Regions from separate parts of the Homo sapiens genome. Here all the other regions are linked to region 1. Evidence: chromatin loops called from intact Hi-C (ENCODE). Cell type or tissue: dorsolateral prefrontal cortex. All regions are shown on one strand. Each heading gives the region's core, and the rest is flanking DNA. Links, peaks and the distances in the headings are about the cores only.

What was found. Hi-C counts contacts between places; a loop is a spot of excess contacts. Peaks named below come from ENCODE experiments on the same cell type or tissue, not always from the same donor. Only the 100,000 strongest peaks of a DNase experiment are listed, where the experiment ranks them.
Region 2: a loop joins it to region 1, with 8 times the contacts of the local background. A loop is called at or near these places in 23 of 110 quality-filtered maps.
Region 3: it touches region 1 in a loop (4-fold over the local background); 48 of 110 quality-filtered maps call a loop at or near these places.

The regions. Positions count from the first base shown.
Region 1 is chr10:45,462,335-45,468,030 of GRCh38, reverse strand. MARCHF8 (membrane associated ring-CH-type finger 8) reads left to right here. Exons shown (of 8, transcript NM_001282866.2): 4 at 3,704-3,792; 5 at 4,035-4,880. It overlaps LOC105378286 (a long non-coding RNA gene), which reads right to left and starts at 3,756. Exons shown (of 3, transcript XR_945919.1): 1 at 3,673-3,756. RefSeq lists an enhancer at 3,546-4,745. In dorsolateral prefrontal cortex, for the core only: CTCF peaks have their summits at 2,656 and 2,860 (motif pointing left); a DNase peak (open chromatin) is centred at 2,850; H3K4me3 peaks cover 558 bases; H3K27ac peaks cover 370 bases.
Region 2 is chr10:45,724,546-45,729,893 of GRCh38, reverse strand. It overlaps WASHC2C (WASH complex subunit 2C), which reads right to left and starts at 2,628. Exons shown (of 31, transcript NM_001330074.2): 1 at 2,574-2,628; 2 at 2,355-2,477; 3 at 868-1,032. The coding sequence starts at 2,576. LOC107984227 (RNA guanine-N7 methyltransferase activating subunit-like) reads left to right here and starts at 2,712. Exons shown (of 1, transcript NR_199876.1): 1 at 2,712-5,142. RefSeq lists enhancers at 1,912-2,656, 2,657-3,402 and a silencer at 2,888-2,937. In dorsolateral prefrontal cortex, for the core only: a CTCF peak has its summit at 2,687; a DNase peak (open chromatin) is centred at 2,703; H3K4me3 peaks cover 1,741 bases; H3K27ac peaks cover 1,102 bases.
Region 3 is chr10:45,247,249-45,252,596 of GRCh38, reverse strand. It overlaps the pseudogene CUBNP2. Among named protein-coding and RNA genes, the nearest start is that of OR13A1, 66 kb to the left of the region's middle. In dorsolateral prefrontal cortex, for the core only: CTCF peaks have their summits at 2,139 and 2,339 (motif pointing left); a DNase peak (open chromatin) is centred at 2,528; H3K4me3 peaks cover 1,201 bases.

The DNA of each region.
Region 1 (5,696 bases), core at 420-5,419:
TAATTAATTACAACATCTGAAGAAGGGAGGATTTTTACAAGAATTTTTTTTTTTGTAGTGAGATTGCTTTATATTCCTTTTCATGACTGGAGAGTCTGTCATTTGGCAACCCGCAAAGAACTTCAGGAACAGAGGGCCTAAGTTTTCTTGACACATTTGGATTTTTGCATGATGAACATTTGCACTTTTATTAGTAATTGTCGAGTCGTGTGTGGTCTGATCCTATGGAGAGGAGAGTGTAGGTGTTCTCTGGAGCTAGTACTGCCCCCGGCTCACACGTGCCACACTGCCTGCTGCTTTCAGAAAGAGCAGGACGGCTGGTCCTGTCCCATCTAGTGAGGTCCTGTCCCATCTAGTAAGGTTCTGTCCTGCAGAGCTCCTAAGAGGGGATTGCTGGCCTTTGATTACACTGGCTTCCAGAATCTGACCATGGAACCATTATTTGAAGCTGTCAGCTTCATTTTGTTGTTGATCAGGCCAGTCTTTTAGGTCTTTGTTGGTTGATAGATTTCTCTCAGGTCTATAGCAGCAACAAATAAAGCTCTTTAAAATTATTTTCTTGACCATTCTGCCTATGGATTGGTTCTGACCTTTGAAATGTTTGCTGTCCTTTAGATCGTGACAGAAGGAGCCTCTTCTGGGAGCTGTGAAGACCCCACAGATCTCACTGGTTTTCTTGCTTTTATTGGAAGAGTTAGCATTTGTTGAAGTTTATATTTATGTAAAATAACAATAAGTAGATTTTAAAATTTTTCTTTAAATTCTGTGATCTAATAAGAAGAGAGACTCTTTCTCTGTCATTGGGAGGCTTGATGAGGATCGGACATACCTGCTGAGAGTATCCTGTAATGTTTTCATAAGATTGGAAATGGTGAAATGAGAGCAGAAATGTAGGCAGAGGATGCCAACGCTGTTTCCTATTTCCTAAGTAAAACTGAGCAGGGCAGAATCTCCCCAGCCCTGCCAGAACTCCCTTCCTCCTTGGGTCCGCTGTCACTGTCATGCTGGCCTTGACATCTGCTACAAGTGCACACACATGGGGAACCACACAGGGAAGTGAACACATGTCCTGACGTGTGTGTGTGCCTGGTGTGGCTGCTTCCTTGATCCAGGCTTTGTTTTGTTACGAGGCTCTGCCCTCCTACCTTCAGGCCTTGCTCCTCATCATGGGCATGCAAGGATGGAATCGTTACCCCAGAGTACACTTTTTGACTTGGATTACTTGTAGTTTAGTACTGGAGTTCAGAACTTTAATTTCCCATCAGAAACCTGCCTCCCGGACCCAGGACACTGACCTTGATTGGGCACGATTTTCCAGATAAGACCTTACCTCCTCCCAACAGGGTTTGCCTTCCCTTCAGAATACAGGAAAGTACACGTGGTTCCAAGAGGACCATGCTCTTACTAAGATAAAAGGGAGGAGGGTGACTAGGTACTTTCCTCTGCTGCCATCCCTTGAAGGAAGGGGGCTTCCTTCAATGCCTCATCAGTTCCAGGGAGTATGCTTGACCCAGCAACACAGAGGAAGAAGTGACCTCATAGCAATGAGGGGCAAGCATGTGGATATTGCTGGGTATTTCTTCCTCAAAGTCTACCTGGGGACAGGTGATGAAGACGCTTACTTCTCTGCAATACACCGTGATCAGGCTTTGGTCTTCATGACACATTTTAGCCTTGCCTATGTGTGTTGAACAGAGCTGGTCATCCTCAGAAATAAAAGAAGAGAGCAATAAGTACAGGAAGGCTTTCAGTCCCAGAATAGTGTTAGGACTAAATGTCAGAGAACAGGGGGACTGTAGGAGTTTGGGGACCTTAGCATGGATACCCTCTCAATCTGCTCCCCTGTGGTATAAACAGTAAAGCCCATTGTACTAAAAGGCCTTGAGTGCTTGTCTCTGGGGCAGGTGGAGCCAGTGATGGGTGCCCCGAGAGGAGGATGCTGGAGAGGGGACAGTGTCTAAGGCAGTTGGAGAAAAAGGACAATGGCTTATGCAGTCAGGCCTAGAAGATGCAAGGGATGTCACAGCATAGTGTCCACAGGCATCCCTAGATGTCTTTCATTTTGTTTCAGGAAGAATATTGACAAAGGTAGTGATGGGAGGGTTATTTCAAGGATGCTATTTTCATGTGTCCAAGTAAACTTAAGATTCCTAAGAACTTTGACCTCTAATGCTTTTAAAGACCGTGTACCTCATGCCCATATGCACATTCAGTTAGAAAATAAATGTAGATTCTTTGGTGAATTCGAAGATGTGCTCATGGAGTGGCACAGCGTGATCTCAGTGTACACATGAAGCATGCTGATGAGAGCTTCTTGGATCTTGTTTCTTCAGGTGGACTTGCATTAAAGTGCTGTTGAATCTCTGCACTGGGAGTGGGAGCAGCCATGCGATGGGTGCCTTAATCCGAGTGCCATCCTGGCTCTCTCCAGGCTGCTTCATTTGCTGTGAGGGGTAGGGGGAGGAGGAGTTTCCAGGCAATGGCCTTATCTGTTCTGGTGGTTGACCAAGGGTCGGGGGTCCCAAAGGTGGAGTTCCAGGATGAGAGTGCACCCTTGGGGATGGTACTTAGAAAGAGTGGGGACTAGGCCTCAGCCAGGGAATGGTGGGCCAGGGTGGAGCTCCTTTGTATCAAGGAGTTAGGGCCAAGGGCCATGCAGGTGGGCCTGCAGAAGGTGGGTGGTGATATGGCCTTTCTGGTGATAACAGACTCGTGGCACTGTTTTCCTGGGGCTGTTGGGGTTGCATGGAGCAGATTCTTACTCAGGCTTACTGTCTTAAGGAGGGAAGAATGCTTTTTTATGAATACGCATAGGTCTGTGGGGCTGTGGAGCCTGGGGAATCCGAGGCTGGCGTGGGAGTCTGGGGCCCTCTAGCGGTGGTGGTGCATCCTCAGCTCAGTGCCACTCACTGTCCCTATTTCTCTCTGTCCATTTCTCTCCTCACTGCAGTGCTTCCTCTCCTTCCTAGATTTTTTTCTCTAAGTTTGACTATTCACCACCCCAGAGACTCTGTTCTATCCCATGACCTCTTGCTGTACTTTCTTTCAAATCTAAATTTTCTTGATTATTTTTCTTAATTTACAGTTTCAAGATTAGATCTGTTGGGAGCATTCTGTGCTCTACCTCAGCCCCTGGTTGAGCTATGGATTGGTGTCCCCCATGGTGACGTGGTCTGGACTCCCTTTTGTGTGAAGAGCTGTGGCAGGGCAGTGAGGTTTTGTGGAACTCAGGGAGCATCTGGCACTATGTATGAGGTTGTGAGGTGGGAGAGAGCTCTTAAATCTACCAGCCTTGTTGATCTTGGGAACTAGGAGAGAGTGCTAGGGAAGCCAGTGCCAGCAGGCCTGGAGCCTCATATTTCTTTGGCATTTGTATGATACCTTCTAGTACTTCGTTTTTTGACTTATATATGAACTAACTCAATTTAGATGCTTAGAAAATAAACGGCCACTGGACCTGCAAGAGATTAGTAGTGGTGTTCCATAGCCTTAGACATTTCTTACACTTTTATCCACAGATAAGAAAAAAATAGTGATATTTGATTTGTTTTGCCAAGGCTTAGAAGGATCTAATATGTGTTACTCGTTGAGCAGCGGGAAGCAGCAGACATTTCTAGGGTTTCTCCCTGTCACCATTCAGGAGACAGTGCACACAATCCCCTTGGCTCTTACCTGAACACTGACCACAGGTCTGTCATTGCAGGCTGGGAGTCCTCCGTCAGCATCAGCTCCGGCTCCGGTGTCCTCCTTCTCTCGCACTTCTATCACGCCATCCAGCCAGGACATCTGCAGGTAACACTCTGCTTCAGATGCTGCCATGATCAGTGTGCAGCCAGAAATAAGCATTAGTGTCTGTAGGTTCTTGAATTTCCATTTGCTTAATCAATCTGCCTTTGGTCTAAACAGTTGGCGAGTTTTATGTGTGGTTTGCTCACCAAGTTACCCATGCTAGTCTCATTTCTTCACTATGATGTCTATTCTCTTTTAAAATTGTTTTTACTTTCTGTGCTTTTATCCCACTGTTCTGCATGCAGTTCCAGTGCAGTGTTTTCTGAGTGTTGTCACCACAGTTCCGTGCAGTCTGCTGTTGTCTCGAAAGCTCCTCACTGCCAGAGTTCTCTGACACAAGGGCTCACTGTGACAGTTATCTGTAAGGACACATTACAGGCGTCAAAGAGAAATTCCTTTGGTTCAGAATGGGCCCAGGCCTTGAAGCCTGCTAAGAATACCAAAGCCAGAAGAACACTAAAGTTCTCAAGGTCCCTCAATGATGTGGGTGAGAAGGCGCAGGATACTTCAGAAAGTTTTGCCTATGTGGAAAGAACTTGTTCTGAAGGGAAATTAATACTCCCTCAAGATACGTGTCTCAGAACTAACAGGTTTCATCATAAAGAAAAAAGAACCCTGAACCACAAACCTCTTGGCAATTCCAAACATTCTTGTGTTTCATGCCTTTCTGCCGGTCGCTCAACTGCCTCAGAGGTGGAAGCTGGCAAGGGGGGCAGGCCCGGCCTGCTGCTGGAAGAGAAGGCGGATGGTGAGGCCACGTCCCGAAGCCGGCAACTGCTCCAGTACCTGTTCTCACTCTCGCACGGCTTGAGCGCCAGCAGCCTGCACAGGTTCCATGAGCTGGAGAGCTGCGCTGCTCGCCTGCACACTGCCAAGTCCTCCAGCGGGCTGGCAGGGAGTATGGGCTTCTGCTCTGACGAGATGGGAGACGACGATGTCTTTGAGGACAGCACATCTGCAAAACTGAAGAGTAGGGTTCTGCGGGCGCCCCTCTGCTCCACGGAAAAGGACAGCGACCTGGATTGTCCTTCTCCCTTCTCTGAAAAATTACCCCCCATATCTCCCGTGTCCACGTCAGGGGATGTCTGCAGGTTGGTTTGCCAGGAAGTGCCATTCTAGCCATCTCTGCTCGCATCAGGAACCTCCTCTTGCTTTAGTATGTGAAGTTTCAGGAAAATGAAGTAATAGGAAGTTGTAACCAGTTGTGGGTTGATGGTTTTCTCCAGAAGAATGGAGTATCAATATCGTTTGAAAAACTTAATTTTTATGATGTGAGTCCCAAGATAGTTTTACAAATGATAAAAGAGGAAGAAGCTGGCTGGGCGCAGTGGCTCACGCCTGTAATCCCAGCACTTTGGGAGGCTGAGGCGGGTGGATCACCTGAGGTCAGGAGTTTGAGACCAGCTTGGCCAACGTGGCGAAACCCCGTCTCTACTAAAAATACAAAAATTAGCCGGGCGTGGTGGCGGGCGCCTGTAATCCCAGCTACTCAGGAGGCTGAGGCAGGAGAATTGCTTGAACCCGGGAGGCGGAGGTTGCAGTGAGCCAAGATTGCGCCATTGCACTCCAGCCTGGGCAACAAGAGTGAAACTCTGTCTAAAAAAAAACAAAACAAAACAAAAAAAAAAAGAGGAAGAAGCTACACATATTAAAGGCCAAGCTGACTCTTCTAAACTAAAAATAAGTAGACTTTGCATAAAGAAACTGGAAGAAAGAAACTAGTATCTTCAGTTTTCCAGCCTGATGGTCCAGATTTTAAGCATTGTTGCATCTCCCAGCCTCTTTTTTAACCCTTGCTCCCTACCTACCCCCAAAAGGTGTGTGGGGACTGGCTGTTCTCCAGTAGCTCCTTCCTTCCTTCTTTTTAACTGAGGTGTAGCCACCTATGTCCCATCCTAACTCTGTTT
Region 2 (5,348 bases), core at 1-5,000, 260 kb before region 1:
GCACAAGTTGACTACATGGCATTCTCTTAACTATTCTAAATCTTGGGCTTTTTTAATAATTTTGTGATTCTGAAAATTTTATTACTTTATATCTAACAATCTCGGGAGATCGCTTACTTTAATAATCCTTTTTCCACAAATGAATGCTGATATTCAGAAAGTTGGGACACCCTATGAGAAACACAGGTCTGTTACCTAAGCTTCCTCTCCATCCTCATCTCTTAAGTCTCCACTCTGCTCCAGCCATACTTACTTCCTTTGTATGCTGGAATTATACTATTTGCCAAGGGAGAGGCTCTATCTAATTTACCTATGTATTCCTACCACCTAGAAGAAACAGTAAATAGACAGAAATCACACATAGATTTAAGCTCAGTAATCTGTTTACAGTTGATTCCATATTGTAAGTTCGGCCATCATAAACTTTAGTTGAGAATATTGCAAGCAGACATATATATCCCCTGAATATAATTTATCAGAACAGAATGACCCCAATCAACAACTGAAACCATATGCTGGTGTCCAGAGGGTCTAACCAGGTAAACAGCTGTCCTTACAGATCACGCCACAACAAAGGCAGTGTGAGTGCCACACAATTCAGCACAATTGCTGACTACTCTCAAAACGACAAAAGATGGAAGCACTGAAGTATAAGAAAATTTTATCATTAGACTTTTTTAGAGGCTTGGAAAAAAGGACTTAAAACTTTACAAATAAAAAAGAGGCGTTAATCCCAGAGAAAAAAGCTACAATTACCAAGAACCACACTTCCACCAAAATTTAGGAGGGAACCTAACAGTAAGTTATTTAAAATTACAATATCTCCTACTCCCAAAAAAGGAATTATAATATAACTAAATAACTCACATTCTCTATGAACTGGGTATTAGAGAGCATAAGGAAGTCATTGAAGACATTATGCAGGCGACAATCTGTGGCTTTGGTTTCCCGGATTAGTCCGTCCACTTGTTTCTTGATTTCATGGGTCCTAGAGATAGTTTGCTGTGAGAATTCCTGTAGAAACTGTAGTAGCTATTTTAAAAAATAAACATACAGTAGTATCAATGTTACATGTAACTATTCTGCATGTCACATCAAAAAAGAACCCATTTCCTTTCACCTTTGAGTGTTAGAATGTGAAAGAAATGCTTTTTTTTTTTTTTGAGAGAGAGTTTCACTCTGTTGCCTGGGCTGGAGTACAGTGGCGCCATCTCGGCTCACTGCACCTCCCGCGTTCAAGCGATTCTCCTGCCTCAGCCTCCCGAGTAGCTGGAATTACAGGTGCCCGCCACAACGCCCAACTAATTTTGTGTATTTTTAGTAGAGACGGGGTTTCACCATGTTGGCCAGGCTGGTCTCGAACTCCTGACCTCGTGATTCGCCCACCTCGGCCTCCCAAAGTGCTAGGATTACAGGTGTGAGCCACTGTGCCCGGCCGGAATGCTGGTTTGACAAGTACTAAAACCAAGTGACATTGGAAAACACTAAGAAAGCTCATCAAAAGAGTGGCAGTGAGCTAATGGACACCTATCTCGTTTCTGGAAAAATTTAAAATCCCTTTTTGGCACTGGGTATGGTGGCTCACGCTTGTAATCCAACACTTTGGGAGGCTGAGGCAGGGTTATCGCTAGAGTCCAGGAGTTGCAGACCAGTCTGGGCAACATAGCAAGACCCCCATCTCTACTAAAATTAAATAAATAAACAAATCAGACAGGTGTGGTGGACGCCTATAGTCCCAGCTACTCAGGACGCTGAGGTGAGAGGATCACCTGAACCCCAGAGGATTCAGTGAGCCAAGATCGAGCCACTTGCACTCCAGCCTGGGCGACAGGGCAAAACCCTGTCTCCTTTTAAAAGTCCTCTTTGGTTGTCAATCTACAGAGATCACAGACCAAGGGTTAGCTAATCAACCACCACTCTTATTCAAAAATCCTATTCATTTGGGACTCGAACAGTTCTGAGCTTTTTGGGCCCCCGATTTGAAGAATCCCATTAAAGGATATCCACATACTGGCTTGTTTCCCACCCCATTTAGTCCAGGTCCCAACAGGAATCGCCTCCCTAGTGCCCGAGCAATCCCTCAGTGTGGCGGAAACGGATCTCCCCTCCGGATGGAGCTGAGCCAGAAACCCCATGAAGGGAACGTCGCGTCTGGGCCACGGTCAGGGTCTGCCCCTCTCCCTGGTGGCCGGGGACTGCCAGGGTGGCATTCTCGGGGGCTAAACGGGGCGTGTGTTCCTAAGAGGGCAGGCAACGGGACGGGCCAGGTGCAGGGGCAGTCGCGGTCCGGCCCTCCTGCGCGCAAGCCAAGCGTCACCCCTGCCGCTCTCGCGTCCCCGGGGCCCGCCTCTCACGCCCGCGTCGGCCGCCAGCGACCAGCTCTGGCTGCTCCTGCGGATCTCCTCCACCGACCACGGCCGCTCCCACACGGGCTCCGACGCCGGCACCAGCTCCTGGTCGGGGGTCGTCCGGTTCATCTGCAGCGAAAAAAACGAGAAGAGAGGCTGAGCCTGAGGGCGGCAGGGACGGCGGCCCCAGCCCAGGCCGGCCCCTCTCCGGCCCGCCGCCCTCACCATCCCAGCCGCCCGGCTCGGTGGGCTCCGAGGCTGCCAGCACAGGCCGAGGACCGCAGAGCCCCGGAAGCCTAGCCCCAGCCAAGCTGCCCGGGGCGTGACCGGCCTCACGTGACCTGATGTCACGTGACAGAACCCGCACGTGATCCGACCTGCGATGCTGAGGGGAGGAAGCTGCGGAAGTGGACTGGGACTGGAGTTTGGGGTTCTACCCTAGGTTGGGGCGGAGGAAGCTGGAGGATAGGGGCTGACGCCAGGAACGCTGCAGAGGCGGGTTGGGCGGGGGGCGCTGCCGCCCAAGGCCCGAGGCAGCGGCGCGGGATCGGCCAAAGCACCGGCCGCCAGTTCGGCGGGTCTGGAGAGAGGGGACCTCAAGCAGCCAGTGGAGCAACCAGCCTGGGAGCCTTCGACGTAGGCGCTGTGGGCGAAGGAAAAGGCCTGGCCTGCTGCCTCTTCTCTTGCAGCAAAATCCGCTGCTGTGAAGGAGCTGGTAGGCGGACGCTCTGTAGATAAGAGAATCCCTGATCTGCCTGGGCATCATCTTGCTCTTTATGACCTGCTTGGCTGCCACTGTGTAGGGCCTGCTTAAAGTCCTTTGCACTCTCAGCATTCCCCTCAAGTTCAAGGACAAGCTTCTCATTATGGCAGGCATAAAACTCTTTATAATTCGTCCTCCACTCTCCCAGCTCAGGGCTCCAGCTGTTGTCTCACACTTCCTTGAAGTTCCCTCTGCTGAGTCGCCCTTGTGCCTGACCAACTTACTTACTAAAATAAAAATCCCAATTTCTTTCCAGTCATGTGTGCCCAAGGGCGAGTTATTTAACTTTTCTGAGCTTTCCTCAGTAAAACGAAGCTACATATCTTGCAAGGATGTGATATTAAAGTTATGATATTGTAAAACAGGTGCCACGGTGCTTGGCCTAGGGTGAGCCTTCAACCTAGAACATACCACTGTCCCCATGCACCTTGCTCACACACCCAATCCCAGACTTTTCTTTTGTAGTCACCTCAGTTATCACCTCATTAAATAACCTGATTACCCCAAGTACAGCTTAAGTGACTTAAGTTATTTTCTATGGCTAGCGGAAGGGTCTCCGCTACATTGGAGAGCTGGGGTGGTCTGGAGTTCCACGGTGTGGTGGGCCAGAGGCCACCTCTCCTGCGGTCTCTTAGTGTCTCGCTGGCGGGGTTCGGCCCGAGCTAGATAGACACAGCCCTTGGCGGATTTAAACAACCTAAACATTAAACAATACAGCTGCCTCAAATCTTTGGGAATTTCAGAATGACTGACACTGCCAAAGCTGTTCCAAATTTTGAAGAGATGTTTGCTAGTAGATTCACAGAAGATGACGAGGAGTATCAGGAATACTTGAAACGCCCTCCTGAGTCCTCTCCAATTGTTGAGGAATGGAATAGCAGAGCTGGTGGGAACCAAAGAAACAGAGACAATCGGTTGCAAGATAGCAGACAGTTCAGAGGCAGGGACGGCAGATGGGGGTGGCCAAGTGACAATCGATCCAATCAGTGGCGTGGACAATCCTGCGGTAACAATTACCCGCAACACAGACAAGAACCTTACTATCCCGACCAATATGGACATTAAGGTTACAACCAGCTGCCCCCTTACGATAGAAATGTTGGCAGCTTTTAGTAAAAGCATTTACTGTGTTACCACGACAAAAGTTTGGGTGTCTTCTGTCGGTCATAGTTGGTTTTTTTTGTTGTCGTTTGTTTGTTTGTTTGTTTGTTTTTGAGACGGAGTCTCTCTCTGTCGCCCAGGCTGGAGTGCAGTCTCGGCTCACTGCAAGGTCCGCCTCCCAGGTTCATGCCATTCTCCTGCCTCAGCCTCCCGAGTAGCTGTGACTACAAGAGCCCGCCACCACGCCTGGCTAATTTTTTGTATTTTTAATAGAGACAGGGTTTCACTGTGTTAGCCAGGATGGTCTCGATCTCCTGACCTCGTGATCCGCCCGCCTCAGCCTCCCAAAGTGCTGGGATTACAGGCGTGAGCCACTGCGCCCGGCTCGGTCATAGTTTTACATCTGATTTTACAGAATGGATTATTGATTTTTTGGAAGTTGAGACTTTAAAAAAAAATACATCTTACTTGCGAGATGCGATGGTTGCTGGGAATACCTGAAATTGTGGATTATATTGCTTGACTTCTACCTCAGAGTCTTCGTTTCATGACTTAATAGTGTTTTGAGTTTGGTATATTTTTCTTATTTGACCTCCAGGAATTCTTCGTTTTACACAGATATAAAAATTTTAAAATAGAAAATGCTTGCTTTTACTTTGTAAGGTAAGAGAGTATCCACATGCTTAGATGTGCTCGTTTCTAAAATTCTAGAGGTTAATACAATCAGCTCATGAATGCACAGCTATGCTTCTTGTGATAGATTGTACATAACATCAGCAGTTGAAAGGTAAAACAATTGCTTTTTTTTTTTTTTTGCTTTTGTTACGTGACTATGGTACTTTGTGATTCCTTACTCTATAATGAGTCGCTCCACATTTATTTGGGTCTCTTTTTAGAGGGAAATCAGTAATAAAGCTGTAAAATAAATAAGGAAAAAAGTTGTTTTTGATGTATTTATCCTAAGGTATTACATTGTATTGTAATCATTTAAATATCAGTCTCTCCTTTAATAATAGCTAACATTTATCAAGTGTTCAGTATTTACCACTTTATACATTGTTCATTTAATTCACACAATGACTATGAGGGAGGAAATATTATTTCCAAATTATAGTTGAGGAAACTGAGGTACAGAA
Region 3 (5,348 bases), core at 1-5,000, 220 kb after region 1:
GCTGTGGGTTTTTTGTAGCAAGTTGACGATATTCCCTTATATTCCTATTTTTCTGAGAGTTTTAATATAAGTAAAAATTTGACAAATGCTTTTCTGTAGCCAATAATAGGATCATGTGAATTTTCTTTTTTAGCTTCTTAATATGGTAGATTACATTGATTTCTGAATATTAAACCAGCCATGCATACTTGGAATAAACCCCACTTTGTCATAGTATATAGTTATTTGTACATATCACTGTATTCTATTTGCTAATTTTTATTGAGAATTTTGTATCTATGTTTATGAGAGACATTGGCCTCTAGTTTTCTTTTTGTACTATCACTGTCTATTTTTGAAATAGAGTAATAATAGCTTTATAAAATGAATTGTAAAGCTTTTGTGTCTCTTCTATTTCTTTGTAAGATATTTCATAAAATAGGTGCTAATTTTTTTTTTTTTTTTTTTGAGATGGAGTCTCACTTTGTCACCAGGCTAGAGTGCAGTGGTGTGATCTTGGCTCACTGCAACCTCTGTCTTCTAGGTTCAAGTGATTCTCCTGCCTCAGCCTCCCAAGTAGCTGAGATTACAGGTACCCACCACCTAATTTTTGTATTTTTAGTAGAGACAGGGTTTCTCCATGTGGGCCAGGATGGTCTTGATCTCCTGACCTCATGATCTGCCTGCCTCAGCTTTCCAAAGTGCTGGGATTACAGGCATGAGCCACCATGCTCAGCCACAACCCAATTTTTCCTAAAACATATGGAGATTTCTTTTTGGGAGTTTTGAAATTTTGAATTCAATTTTCTTATTTGGTATAGGATTATTCAAATAATTTATTTCATATTAAGTGAGTTGTGGTATTGGTTCATCTCCTTAAAGTTGTCAAATTTATGTCTGTAGTGTTTTTAGCATTCCCTTATTATCTTTTTAATGTTTGTAGGGTCTCTATTAATGTCTCCTGTTTCATTACTGGTACTGATGATTTGAGTCTTCTCTCTTTTTTCATTGGCAGTCTTGATAGAGTTTTTCAAATTTATTGATTTTTTCAAAGAACCAGCTCTTTTTAATTGATTATCTCTTTTGTTTTTCTGTTTTTAATTTTATTGATTTCTGCTCTTATAACTATTATTTTCTTGTTTTTGCTTGCTTTGAATTTATTTTTCTCTTCTTTGTCTGGGTTCTTGAGGTGGGAGCACCTCAAAAAGTTGGGGGCACAAAATAAAGTGTAACATTTGTATTGGTTCTCTTTTTGCTTCATTGTTAGTTTGTTTCTGTAATTAGTGTTAAGTTGTGATCAGCATAAATAATGGGTTATATTATTTGCAAACCTCAGGGTAAACTCAAATAAAAAACAAAACAGATACACAAAAAATGAAAGGCAAGAAGTTAAATCTACTACCAGAGAAAATTATCTTCATTAAAAGCAAGACAAGAAGGAAGGAAAGAAGAAAGAGAAGACCACAAAATAACCAGAAACAAATAACAAAATTGCAGAAGTAAGTCCTTACTTATAATTACATTGAAAGTAAATAGACTAAACTCTCCCATTAAAAGACATAGAGTGGGCTGCAGCCAAGATGGCTGAACAGGAACAGCTCCTGTCTACAGCTCCCAGCATGAGCAATGCAGAAGATGGGTGATTTCTGCATTTCCATCTGAGGTACCGGGTTCATCTCACTAGGGAGTGCCAGACAGTGGGCGCAGGATAGTGGGTGCAGTGCACCATGTGCGAGCCGAAGAAAGGCAAGACATTGCCTCACTCAGGAAGTGCAAGGGGTCAGGGAGTTCCCTTTCCTAGCCAAAGAAAGAGGTGACAGATGGCACCTGGAAAATTGGGTCACTCCCACCCTAATACTGCACTTTTCCGATGGGCTTAAAAAATGGCGCACCAGGAGATTATATCCCACACATGGCTCAGAGGGTCCAATGCCCACGGGGTCTCGCTGATTGCTAGCACAGCAGTCTGAGATCAAACTGCAAGGTGGCAGCAAGCCTGGGGGAGCTGCTTGGTGTGGTGGCGGGCACCTGTAATCCCTTGGGAGGCTGAGGCTAGAGAATCATTTGAACTCAGGAGGCGGAGGTTGCAGTGAGCTAAGGCAAGATCACGCCATCGCATCACGCCTGTTGCTTGGGCAACAGGGCGAGACTCCATGTCAAAAAAAAAAAAATGCTTGCTAATATAAACGTGATCATAAAGACAGCAATGATTATCATGAAATTTTAACTTGCTTACCAGAAAAAGTGCATGATCTAAAACTTGGCAAATGTGCTGTTCCGTGAAACAAGGGGGTGAAGATTAGAAAACTCGAGCTTCTTCGGATTCTGAATTAACTGAAATCATATTTAAGTTGGAAAGACAGTGCCATCTAGTGGTGCATTTCTTTTTCTTTTGAAATTACTGGTTTTAGCCATTCCTGCCTTATATAATTCTAGCACTTTAGGATAATGTCAGTGGTCATGGTCATGGCTGTTCTGTGGCCTTGAGCACATCATAGCTCTGCTATGAATTTAATATTTGGAGTTAGATACACACAGATACTCATTTAGAAATACAATAGGGCGGGGCGCGGTGGCTCACGCCTGTAATCCCAGAGGCAGAGGTTGCAGTGAGCCAATATCACGCCATTGCACTCCAGCCTGGGTGACAAGAGCGAAACTCCGTCTCAAAAAAAAAAAAAAAAAAAAAAAAAAAAAAAAAAAAAAAAGAAAGAAAAAGAAAAAAGAAAAAAAAAAAGAAACAGAAAAGGGGCACTGCGGATCACGAGGTCAGCAGATCGAGACCATCCTGGCTAACACGGTGAAACCCCGTCTCTAGTAAAAATACAAAAAAAATTAGCCGGGCGCGGTGGCGGGCTCCTGCAGTCCCAGCTACTCTCGGGAGGCTGAGGCAGGAGAATGGCGTGAACCCGGGAGGCGGAGCTTGCAGTGAGCCGAGATAGCGCCACTGCAGTCCGGCCTGGAGAAAGAGGGAGACTCCGTTTCAAAAAAAAAAAAAAAAGAAAAAGAAAAAGAAATATAATGAAGATTACTCAGAAGAAAACAAATGTTTTCTAGTTATGTGTTTGAGAGAAATCCAAGCACCCACTATTTCAAAGGATGTTTCTAGAAGGCTGCCATGGCTGCGAATTGTTCTGGGTGCTGGCGACACCACAGTGAAGAAGTCAGACAGAGTCTCCGTCTCCCCACCCGTGGGACTTACATCCTTGTTGGGAAAGAGACCGGACAAAGCAAATAAACAATAAATAAGATCGGTTTTGATTATAATAGGAAAATAAAACAGGATGATGCTGGGGGAGGGCAACATTCGATAGCACGGGCTTCTCTGAGGAGGTGACATGTGAGGTGAGGGCCCATGACAGGGAGTCCTTAGCTGTGCGGGTTCAGCTTCAGCTGAGGAAAGAAGTCTCCTGGCAGGAAGAGCTGCAGGAGCAGGGCCATGGGCAGGAGTCCTCCTGGGATGAAGGAAGTGCAACCAGCAGTGAGGTGCGGGCGGCCTGGGAAGGAGGCACAGGCCAGAGCAGCTGGGGCTTGCAGACCGTGAGAAGGAGCTGGAATTTTACTTTAGGTGCAACAGGGATCTGCCGGAGCATTTTAGTCAGAGCAGGAGCAGCATCTCATTGGAGTTTGCAGACATGCAGGCAATTCAGTGGAGAACACTATGGCTGCTCCGGAATTAGTTCTATTAAGAAGATGTTTCAGTGGGAACAGGTGAAGAACAATGGTGGTCACCTGGAGATGGAGCCCTCTGAGATATGTTTTGAAGGTAGAATGGAGTGGATGTGGAGTGAAGAGAGAGGAATCAGAGATGACTGAAGTTGTAGGCTTGAAACACTGAGGTAAAGAAGTCTCAGGGAGAACAGTTTTGGGAGGGCTTGTGGAAGAGAGGAATCAAAGCACTTGTTTATTTATTTATTAGATATTTATTGAGTGCCTCTCATGTGCAGACACCTAAAAACTGGGAACATGGCAGTGAGCAGAACAGAAATCTGTGCATTCATGGAACTTGTATTCTCTTCAGCGGGAAAGACAATGAAATAAACAAGTTAGCCTGGGCAACATAACAAGACCACATCTCTAAAATTTTTTTTATTAGCTATGCATAGTGGCATGCACCTGTAGTCCCAGTACTTAGGAGGCTGAGGTGGGAGGATCACTTGAGCCCAGAAGTTCAAGGCTGCAGTGAACTATGATTGTAGCCCTGCACTCCAGCCTGGACAACAGAGTGAGACCTTGTCTCCAAAAAAAAAAAAAGTTAAATATGTAGTATGTAGAAGAAGGTAATACTTGCTGTGGAGAAAAGTCAAGCAGGAAAGGAGATGGGAATGTTGGGAGAGTTTACACAAGGAAGGCCGTATTGAGTTGGGGCTATCTTTTTTTTTTTTTTTTGGAGACAGTCTTGCTCCATCACTCAGGCTGGAGTGCAGTGAAACGATCTCAGCTCACTGTAACCTCCACCTCCTAGATTCAAGCGATTATCCTGCCTCAGTCTCCTGAGTAGCTGGGATTACAGGCATGTACCATCACGCCAGCCAATTTGGGGATGTCTGAGTAAAGACCTGAAGAAATGTAGGAAGACAAACGATGTGGATATACAGGGAAGAGCATTCCAGGCAAAGGGAACAGCAAATGCCATACCCAAGAAGCAGGAGCATGACTGGTTTGGCTCAAGAAGCAAAATGAACAAAGTGGAGACAATAAGAAATGAGATCAGAAAGGTCAGGGGTGGGAGAGGAGGAGAGAAGGCCATTGTGATGGCTTTGCTTGTTCTATTGAGTGGATGGGCAGTTAGGAGGGTTTCAGCAGAGCGATGACCTGGTCTGACTTACATTTTAACAGTATCCTCTCGATGACATTTTGAGAATAGACTAAGAGGAACAAGAGCAGAATCAGGGGCTTTGTGGGAGTCTCCAGTGATCATCAAGGCAAGAGATCAGAGCAACTAGGGCCAGAGTGTTAGTGGGTGCAGTGGTTAAGGTAGCAGTGGGTGAGCAGACTCTCATGACACATTCTTTTTAAAATCATAGGTTACTTTCCCAAAGAGGAAAAAAATGTTAGGCATCATACCAGGTTTTTACTGAAAGTCATAATATCATCAATCCAATTATAATTCTGTTCCTAAATTAAGACCACCTCTAAGAACATCCATGTAAAAATGTTTAATCATGACCTATTGTGACTTCACATCCAATTTAGTGTGAAAGATGCAACTTTTTTGTAAATAATGGAGAAGTAATGAATTGTTTTTCTTTTCAGTTATACCATGGGGTTAGTGAAAGTGCCAACTTGGCTGGAACGTTTTGTGGTTCCACTGTACCTGCTCCTTTTATCTCTTCTGGTAACTTCCTTATGGTTCAATTCATCAGTGA